Linked DNA regions of Homo sapiens: region 2 is linked to region 1. Evidence: chromatin loops called from intact Hi-C (ENCODE). Cell type or tissue: endothelial cell of umbilical vein. All regions are shown on one strand. Links, peaks and the distances in the headings refer to the core of each region. The heading gives the core; the rest is flanking DNA.

The links. A loop is a pair of places that touch in the nucleus more often than their neighbours do. Peaks named below come from ENCODE experiments on the same cell type or tissue, not always from the same donor. Only the 100,000 strongest peaks of a DNase experiment are listed, where the experiment ranks them.
Region 2: it touches region 1 in a loop (2.4-fold over the local background); 10 of 110 quality-filtered maps call a loop at or near these places.

The regions. Positions count from the first base shown.
Region 1 is chr1:204,125,794-204,130,607 of GRCh38, reverse strand. SOX13 (SRY-box transcription factor 13) reads right to left here. Exons shown (of 14, transcript NM_005686.3): 14 at 2,865-4,750. The coding sequence ends at 4,474. Among named protein-coding and RNA genes, the nearest start is that of ERLNC1, 13 kb to the left of the region's middle. RefSeq lists enhancers at 1-225, 226-729, 4,080-4,579, 4,580-4,814. In endothelial cell of umbilical vein, for the core only: a CTCF peak has its summit at 2,771 (motif pointing right); a DNase peak (open chromatin) is centred at 2,807; H3K27ac peaks cover 819 bases.
Region 2 is chr1:203,993,291-203,998,104 of GRCh38, reverse strand. LOC105371689 (a long non-coding RNA gene) reads right to left here and starts at 1,319. Exons shown (of 3, transcript XR_922443.4): 1 at 1,263-1,319. RefSeq lists an enhancer at 1,005-1,568. In endothelial cell of umbilical vein, for the core only: no CTCF peak of the experiment used is centred there; a DNase peak (open chromatin) is centred at 2,714.

The DNA of each region.
Region 1 (4,814 bases), core at 1,496-3,995:
AGAGCAGAAACTCAAAGATGAGAAGGGGGCACCCCTCTTGGCAGCCCAGTCACTCCGGCTATACTTCCCAGGCTGTGCACTGGGCAGCAGCTGCTCCAGGACTGCCCCCCTGCCAGTAAGTGCCCAGTGCCCTTAGGGGCAGCAGAGGCAACAGCAGCAGCAGCCTGCCAGGTGGACTCTGGTTGTTTGGCTTTTGCCTGCAAAAAGCACCCTGGTGCCATGGCAACCACTGGAGCTGGCACCTGCAGCTGGAGCTTTCAAGGTCATGGTGATCCAGCATAGCCAGGCCCTCCATGGGCAGCAGCCTCGGGGGGTGACAGTGGGGGGACACGAGCGAAAGAGGTGCCCAGGCATAGGGATGGTGCCAGGGCTGGGCAGGTAGGGGCCCCCTGGGGTCACCTGTGGGGTCAGGTGGTCATCATAGACACTACCTGTCTGGACTAAATAGCAGTGTCCCCGCTCCTTCTTCCTCTCTGAGCCACCTCTGGAATTGAGGGCAGAATTAACACTGTGAAGCCAGCTTTGTTTCCAGCCTCCTGGGTCTTGATGCTGTTGCGCTGGAGATAAGTGTTGCAGTGGTGAGTAGGGAATGGCTGGGACAGAGCCCCCCCCCCCCCCCCGGGTATTGTCCTGTGCCCCTAAGGTCCTGACCACCATCTGTATGGGAAGGAATTAACAGCAGACATCATCCCACTGCCGCCTCTGAGAAAGCATTCTCCTTCCCCCAGTCCTCCAGGGGAGTGAGCCGGTGTGGTGGCAGGGAACACAACCCTGTTCCTCAAAGTCTGGGAGTTCCACCTTGGCTCCTTTCACTGCCACCCCAGGCTAACCAGCACTCCTGTCCTCCTGGCTGAGCACCAGGCCTGGGAGCCTCCCAGTGTGATCCGGGTTCCACCCCCTCGGGCCCCTTCCAGGACTCTTAGCAAAGAGCTCTAGTTAAAGGACTCCTGGGCACATTCACCTTCCCAACGGGCTCTGCCCCTCGGTCTCTGCCGGAGACGCACGGAGGGGACGAACTTGTAGCCCAGCTTTCCTGGTAATGACCACAGCACTCTGCTCCTGGCCTCTCCAACCACCTGGCCCCATCCTGCCTCTCATGAGACAGGGGTGGGGCTCCAGGACCCGCAACTGTGTCTCAGCAGAGGGAATAAGGCAGGCAAGACAAGAGGACTTGCGGGAGGGAAGAGGAACTCAGGACCGACAGGTGGGAATGAGCCAGGCTGGGAGAGTCTTGAGACTGGCAGGACATGGTTTGGACCCACCAGTGGAGTGGAGGAGGCCGGGGGCCGAGAGGGGCGGGCGGAGAGGGGAGGGCGGAGAGCGGAGGGCCGGAGGGCAGAGGGCTGAGGGGAGTGGGAGGTGCAATGGGCAGCTCTCCATCGTGACCACCAGGGGGCAGGCGCCGCCGCCAGCTCCTCCTCCCACCTCTGCCTGCATCTTTTCCAGACGTGGCGTGGGGAGGGCGAAGGAGAGGAGGCTCTGAGAACCCGGGCTGGGGAAAAAACAGCCAGCCAGCGTTCAGGACGCTCCCCATACCAAATGGCTGGGCCCTTAATTCTTGGGCAGTCTCCATTCCACACCCTCCCAACTTTGTGGCCCTAGAATCAACCACCACACCTACCCTCTCTCACCACTACCCTCTCCAATCTAGAAATCCCTCCACCAGTACTCAAGAGCTTGAGGACTTGAGTTGGGAAGTTCACTCTTTTTTGTGGAAAAGGTGTTCTTTATGTCAAGACAGTCTTGAACCTCATCCAGGAGCTCAAGTTCTGCCTCATGAACTTTGTGCAATACTACACTTTGCCCACCTGGCAGTTTTGGAGAAAGCAATCTTGTCCTTTCTGTCCAACTCTGTCTTCTTTTCTAGAGGAAACACGCCTGACCCTTCTGACTATTCCTCTAAGGACAATGTGCACCAGGATCCCTCCTGTGCTCCTCCATGTGGGGTGCCTGCTTCAGGGCCCCTCCATTGTGAGACTTCCCTAGTGAGGGGGCGAGGAAGGGCACGCTACCCCTGGGACTAGGTCTGTGTGGGGTACACTGGACCATCACCTCCCCTGTTGTGAACACAAGCCTCTATTAATGCAGCCCAAGTCCAACTCTTCCACAAGAACTACTGCCATTCGGTTTTGCTGTCCCCACTCTATACTGATGGGATTAATTTTTCACTACAAGATGTGTCTCTCTAGAGCCTGGTTAATATGCATTTTTGAGGTGTTTCAGTCTGTCATCCGGCCCTTGCAGGCCTATTACTTCTCCTAATGGGATAACTAGGTCTGAAGTGTTCACTCAAAGCATGTGTCATGGATAGAGAGCCCTGAAGCATTATCATTAGAGACCCTGCTTCATTAATTAGCATCGTAGGGGCCTCAGATGGGCTTCAGGGTAAACCTTTGTGGGCCCTTTTCTAAGAAAAGGATCCACAGCTTTCATTAGAGTCTCAAAGGGCTACTTCTCTGAATGGTAAGAACCAGGTATAAGGTTTAATCTTGTTGTCAGATGAGGACAATGAGGCCCCAAAGGAGAGACCTGGCTCCCACTCCCCAACCCCAGCCATGTGGCCAGTTCTAGAGAGACCCCGAGCTTCATGACTCCTATTACAGTGCTCTTACTACTGCCTTCTTTCTTAGGATCCGGGTGGCCTCACCTCGTCAAGGTAGGGGCATTCAGCGTGGGCTCTGTGGAGGGCATGTGTCACTCACAAGCTTGGCCTGGGATTCCCTTGCATTAAGCCAATTCCTCTGAGGCCCCAGGCCTGAAGCTCCTGCAGGCTGCCACCAGGGGACAGTGGTGCCCAGGCTGGTGGCATATTTGGGAATTCTGGACTTAGGCCAGCCTCCCTCCTCCCCTGCACAAGGGCCAGATTCTGAAATGATCTGTCTTTATTATGTCATCAGAAAACAAAAAAATCCCCCGAGTGTAAACAGGAGAAATGTGCTGGTTAAGTTACTCATCATTATCTTATTATTAACAAAATAAAGCACTATCTATGTTTACAGTCATAAAAAAAGAAACAGCCTGGAGAGAAGTGGGGGCTTTGAGGATGGAGAGAAGACGGGGGCAGACACAGACTCCACATCTGGCCCTGTGGGATTTGGGGTTCCCATACTGATCCAAGGGCTATTTAGATCTTCAGAGTTAGGTGACAATGGGATTTGATTTCCTTAGGGAACAAACTTTGTGAAACTGATCAGAGGCTGAGATCCAGTCCCTAGTATAGAGTGGGGGAGGGGAGGGCAGGCAGGTGAGGGGCAGGGCTGGGTGGGAGAGGCTGAAGCCCAGGAGTCTTCTCAACCTCTTCCAAGAATGGGGACCCCCCCGACCCTGTGCTCATGAGGGAGGAATAAAGACCAGCTGCCATGGACAGCCCCTCTCCAGGGCCTCTGACGCTGGCAGGAAGGGGAGCACCATCAATCCTCCTGTCCCAACTCCCTCGTGGGATCAGGTTGGGACCAGGGGCGGGGGCACCAGGACAAAGCCCCTTGGAGGCCGAGGCACATTCCCATGCTGATCAGAGCTAAAAATGGCTCCGTGGGAACCGACTGGCAGAGCCAGGGAGGGAGTGAAGGGGAGGGCAGGAGGAGGTCAGGAAGGCTGATGAGCCCAGGGCAGACCAGGGGCCTACATAGACCCAGAGAATCCAGAGGGCACAGGGGGCAAAGGACAGACACCAAGAAAGAGAGAAATAGAGGGCCTTGCAGAGAGACGAGGACAGAGAGAGACAGAAATGCACACAAGGACACACAGAACCTGAGACACCCAGACTGACAAAGAGGTAGCAATTTGGGGACAAAGAGAAGCACAGAAAGAGGCCCCCAGAGAAGCAGGAGTGGCATCGAGAGACACACCCACAGGAACTCAGCAACAGTGCCTGGCACGTAGTGGGCACTCAATAAATATCTTGTGCAGTGAATGAACAGATGAAACACACACACGTGCACGCGCACACATACAGCAGCCAGAGGCACAATAGGCTTGGCAGAGATGAAAACAGCAAGGGACAGCCAGACCCTTTTGCACAAAGTACAAAGCGATCCTGGTGATAGACGAGCAGTCTGGGGGAGTGTGGGAGGGGTGTTGGTCCCACAGTGGCTGGTCCAGCCAGGACAAGAATGGAAACAAAGCATGTGACCCCAGGGAGACAGGTCGGTAGATGCCATACCCCAGGTGGATAGACACCTGCAGGAGAGGAGAGTCATACAGTGTCCCCTGGCCATAAGCCCTAAAGGCTGAGGTGCTCAGCCTGCTCAGCCCATGGCCATACTGCAGTTCCTGCCCACCCAGGCCAACAGCTCCTCAGGAAGGGAGGGCGCCTCTCCCCTCATGAATGTATCTGCAAGTGCACAGCTTTGCCCATCTCTGGGGCACGAACAAGTCCAAGTACCAACATAGTCTTAGGTTGGCTGGCTGTGCCCATCGAGTTGGGACAAGGTCTTCCCCAGAGGAGAAGGGGCCAGGCCCACCCAGCCGGGATCAGTCTGTGAGCACCACCAACTCCCCATCGCTCTTCTCTTCGCCCTCCGAGTCCTCGTCCTCGCTGTACCGGTACATCTCGCCATCAGCCACCGAGTGCCTGTCATCTGTGCCCTCACCCTCCTCTCTGAGGCTGCAGGTGTTGACGATCACAGGCATGTTGGGGTCCAGGCTACGAGGGACATAGTGCTCCACCAGTGGCTGTGCCAGCGGCATGCCTGCTGCCCGAGGGTACAGGACATCTGAGGAGCTCATCTGCACCTGGCCAGCCTGCGGGCTGTGGGGCAGAGAAGGGGAACGGTGATGGATGCACACTTGATTCAACCCCAAACCCATCTCCC
Region 2 (4,814 bases), core at 1,592-4,091, 130 kb after region 1:
CCAAAATTTTTATATAAATGCCTTCCCAAGAAATTTGGTCTCTTTTTTTTTGAGGAAGTCAGAGAACTGAAATTTAGTAGTTTAGCCACCTAGCAAAATAACCTGAATAGAATAGTAATATGGAGAAGAAGACCAGCTAGACGAAAAACTGTAAAGTTTATCTAAGCCCACGGGGGCAGCCATAGTGGGCTAAGATACTGAGAAAACTAAGAGTACACCAGCCGTATGCACAAGGGGGCCCTGGGAAAGGACACCTCTGACTCAATGTTCTAGGGTCAGAGTTCCTCTAGGGAGGAACACAGGGGAGATACTTGGTGGGGAATAGCAGCACTGTGGATGAAGATCATGGACACCCCTGTGGGAGTGGCCATCAGGCCTAAGGAAGGGCCAGTGCATACCAGTCTTTTCCCAAGCTAGGACTAGTTTCCCCGATCTCTTAGGTTCATCTGGCAGTGGCGGAGGTGGGGAGGGAAGTTGGGAGCTAGTCAAGGGGCTGGTAAAACTACAAACAAGAATGGGAGAAAGCAGTGGCTATGGGGGTAGAGTGGGGAACACTTGTGGGCACAAAGGAGGAAGGGGTGGAATGACAGGGTGGACCCCTTATGGCCTTGGCTATTATGTATGTGAATAGCCAAGCAACAGGCAAAACCTTTGCTAAGCAGGGCTTTTTATAGTCACTCACTCAGGCTGGTCTTGTGATTTGGGGCAAGGGCAGAATCCACTGCCCTGATGATCCTCCTCGCACACCTCAGTTCTCAGCCCCACTGGCCCAGCCCTAATCTCCACTCTACTAGCTTCCCTCCATGGAGGCCCTGATAAGATTGAGGGCAACTGGAAGCCCAGATAGAGACCCTCCCCACTTGGTCTCTTCCCAACACACACACACACACACACACACACACACACACACACACACACACACCCCTAACCAGGCCAGAGACTTGAGCTCAGACTGCCTGGAGCTGGTGGGGGCTGGAAAAAGGGGAGGGGGGAGGGAAGGAAGAGAAGAATCAAACAGAAACCTTCTCATCTTTCTATCAGCAGCCATGCAAGGAATATTGTTCAGCATGGCACAAAAGCGGCACTGAAAATAGCTGCAGCCAGAGTGGGGCTGCCAACCACTGCCTGAGATAACGTCTACTTGGAGACACTGGTGTCTTTGTGGGGCTGTCAGTGTCCCTATTGTTCCCGAGCCTATTGCCTGGGGAATATTGTTCCCAGCTTTTGTCTCCCCCGGCTCACTTTTGTTTGCCTTTACTTACCATTTCATTCCCGCTCCCTTTGTGCTCTCCCATTCCCTCCTTTGTCTCTCCGTCTCTAAGCCTGCCTGTGGCTGTGGATTGGTGCCCAGGGAGACAATAGGCCCTACCCCCTCCCAACCTACAGCCCCACCCCGAACCACACACACCTCATAGTTCCATCCTGCTTCTCCTTCTCCCAAGTGGCACCCAAGATGTCCCAAAGGCAAGAGAGCCTTGAGGGAGGGTGGGCTTCAAGCAACCCACTCCCCTCCTGGTGACAAGGCAGAAAGGCCATTGGAATATTTGGTTCCCAGAGGAGGTCTGAAATGTCTGATGTGGGTCCCTGACTCTTTCAAGATCTCTCTATTTTTTTTTTTTTTTAACAAATTAGGTTTTTGGTCCAGTCAAAGGAATAAGGACAAGCTCATGCTCCACATCCCCCAAACCCTCTTTCAAGTGCCCAGCATGCACTTCTCTGACCAGGGCACTCCGTTTTCTTCCCCCTCCCTGTCAGCCTCAAGGATCAAAGCAACCTCTGTTTATTTGCACATTCAAATCCAGACTGCCTCCAGTAACTTGACCCAGTCAGGCGCCAGGATGGTGCAAGAAAAGCCCCGCCTGCACCCTCCCCATCCAGCAGCGCTTTTGGCTGAACTGGGTAGAAAGGGGACAGGAGTCTCCTAGGGTCAGAGTAGGGAGTGGAAGAGGAGTAGGCAGTGAGGAAAATTAGACTGCCAATCCCTTCAGAATGGCCTCTGGGTCCTCTCACCTCAATGATGGGGGGAAACTGAGGCATCAAAAGAGATTTAGAGGCTGGCACGGTGGCTCACGCCTGTAATCCCAGCACTTTGGGAGACCAAGACAGGCGGATCACTTGAGGTCCAGAGTTCGAGACCAGCCTGGCCAACATGATGAAACCCCATCTCTACTAAAAATACAAAAATTAGCCCAGCATGGTGGTGGGTGCTTGTAATCTCAGCTACTTAGGAGGCTGAGGTGGGAGAATCGCTTGAACCCGGGAGACGGAGGTTGCAGCAGTGAGCTGAGATGGCGCCACTGCACTCCAGCCTGGGCGACAGAGCAAGACTATGTCTCAGAAAAAAAAAGAAAAGAAAGAGAGAGAGAGAGATTTAGAAAACACAGCAGTCAAACCCGGAGCTTGCTTGCCAACCCAGAGCATAGGCAGGTGTCCAATCCCAGTCCTGTAGAGAGATTCTTCTCAGTTCTAGCTGGGAGAAGAAAGGCACCAGGTAGTGCTTAAGGGGCTGGGTTGACTTGTAGAAAATGCTTTTTCTTATACTTCCCCTGTCTTTCTGCCTCACTACAGATGGGAACAGCGATTGGAGAGTCGAGGAAGCTTTTACTTTGGTGGGAGGCTGGCTGGGAGCAGGGATGTAGTCTGAAGCCAGAGAGGAGGCTCTACTCTCTCATTGTTCTAATTCCAAGGACAATGGGAATATTCTCCAGAGAGTCATTGTTTGAAAAGCTGGAAATTGGGTAGGGGATTTCCGGAAAGTTTGAATGGAAGCCAGGCTTGGCTGTGAGGAGACCAGAGGAGCAAGAAGGGAAAAAGGAAGGGAAGGAGGCCGTCTCTGGCTTCAGAGAAAAGTACTACTGGGCCCTGAGGACAAATCTGCCCTCCTGATTTCATGGCTATCAATCCCAGGCTACCCATTTTTTGTTCTGATTCTTGCTCCACCCGTCTCCTCTATCTGCCTTCTCTAGCCAAGATCAGTTTAGATTCTTAATACTCTTCAAGTAGAAAGAGAAGCAAAAAACTTTGTCCCTGCCTTGGAAGCAAGAATTGAGTCTGATCCACCTTTGCAACTCTAGCCCATAGCGCAGAGCCCAGAGCATATGCAGAGCTTCGTAAATGTGCAAAGAATGGATTCATGAAGACATTGTGGACTCTTGATCTCAGAAAGCCACTTTGACTATCCCTGAACTTCTGGTAGGGTGGGTATGGAACTGAAGGTTTGAGGTGAGAAAAATCTAAAGGTGAGGGATAAGATTCTGGGATAGATGAGGCAAGTGGTGCGGAACGTGGGGTGCAATTAACAGACAGCAATGACACAGCAATGCAGAACAATATTTGGCCTCTAGAACAAAATCCCCTGCCTCAATCCTCTGTACTCTTCCCACTCACCGTATGTAGTCTGAGCTGTCTTTCAAAGATATAGAGGTGATCACTTTTTGGCTCTGTGTAAAACCACTGGTGGCTTCCCGCTGCCTTCAGTTACTTGTAAGGCACTAAAATGGAACTCTTCAAGGACAGGGCAATCTTGATTGTTCCTGTATTCACCACAGGTAACTGGTGCCTGGCCAGCGCTATAGGCACCCAGTAAAGGTGGAATTGAACTAACTGAGAAGAGTGTGAGTCAATGTTGCCAATTCTACAGTGGTTCCTGGATGGCATTTCAAGTTAGCTACCTTCAATGATTTTGATGGTGAGTGTTTTATCCATTTTACAGTTATTGATATGATCTTTGAAAACAGCCAAGGGCCATGAAAATAAAAACATTTACATTTCTTTTTAAAATTGGTACAGCACTTGGGAGGCCAAAGGTGGGAGGATCACTTGAGGCCAGAAGTTCAAGACCAGCCAGGGCAACATAGCAAGACCTTACCTCTACAAAACACTTAAAAATTAGCCAGGCATGGTGGCATGCACCTGTAATCCCAGCTACACAGGAAGCTGAGGTGGAAGGACTGCTTGAGCCCAGGGGTTCCAAGTTGCAGTGAGCCATTATTAATTTTTTTTTTTTTTGAGACAGAGTCTCGCACTGTCACCCTGGCTGGAGTGCAGTGGCACAATCTCGGCTCACTGCAACCTCCGCCTCCCAGGTTCAAGCGATTCTCCTGCCTCAGCCTCTTGAGTAGCTAGGATTAAAGGTGCCCGCCACCACGCCTGGCTAATTTTTTTGTATTTTTAGTAGACATGGGATTTCACTATGTTAGCCAGGCTGTTCTCGAACTCCTGACCTTGTGATCCGCCCGCCTCGGCCTCCCAAAGTGCTGAGATTACAGGCGTGAGCCACCACGCCCAGCCTTGCAGTGAGCCATGATCATGCCACTGCACTCTAGCCTAGGGAACAGAATAAGACTCCAACTCAAAAAAAAAAAAATTGAGTCATATCTCATCTAACTAGAATATGGCTGAGAACAAGGACGTAAGCTAATATAGGCTGCAGACTAATCAAAAGCAATGGCATAAAGAAATATATTCCATTTATGTGAGATAACAAAGTATCTCCCTTACAGCTAGAGATGGCCGAAGAAATATATGTGGAAGAGGTAGAGCATCTGGAAACTTTAAAAGGGGCTAACTCTGGTGGTAGGCATATCTTTTCACCCTTCTCACTTTCCTCTTTGTCCTGTCTGGAATGTAGTTATGATCAGCCAGGCATGGCGGCACGTGTAAGAGGATCACTGCTTGAGCCCAGGAGTTTGAGTCCAGCCTGGGCACGTAGCAAGACCTCATCTCTTAAAAAATAAAAAGAACCAGCAGGGCACATTGGCTCATGCCTGTAATCTCAGCACTTTGGGAGCCCAAGGCAGGTGGATCACAAGGTC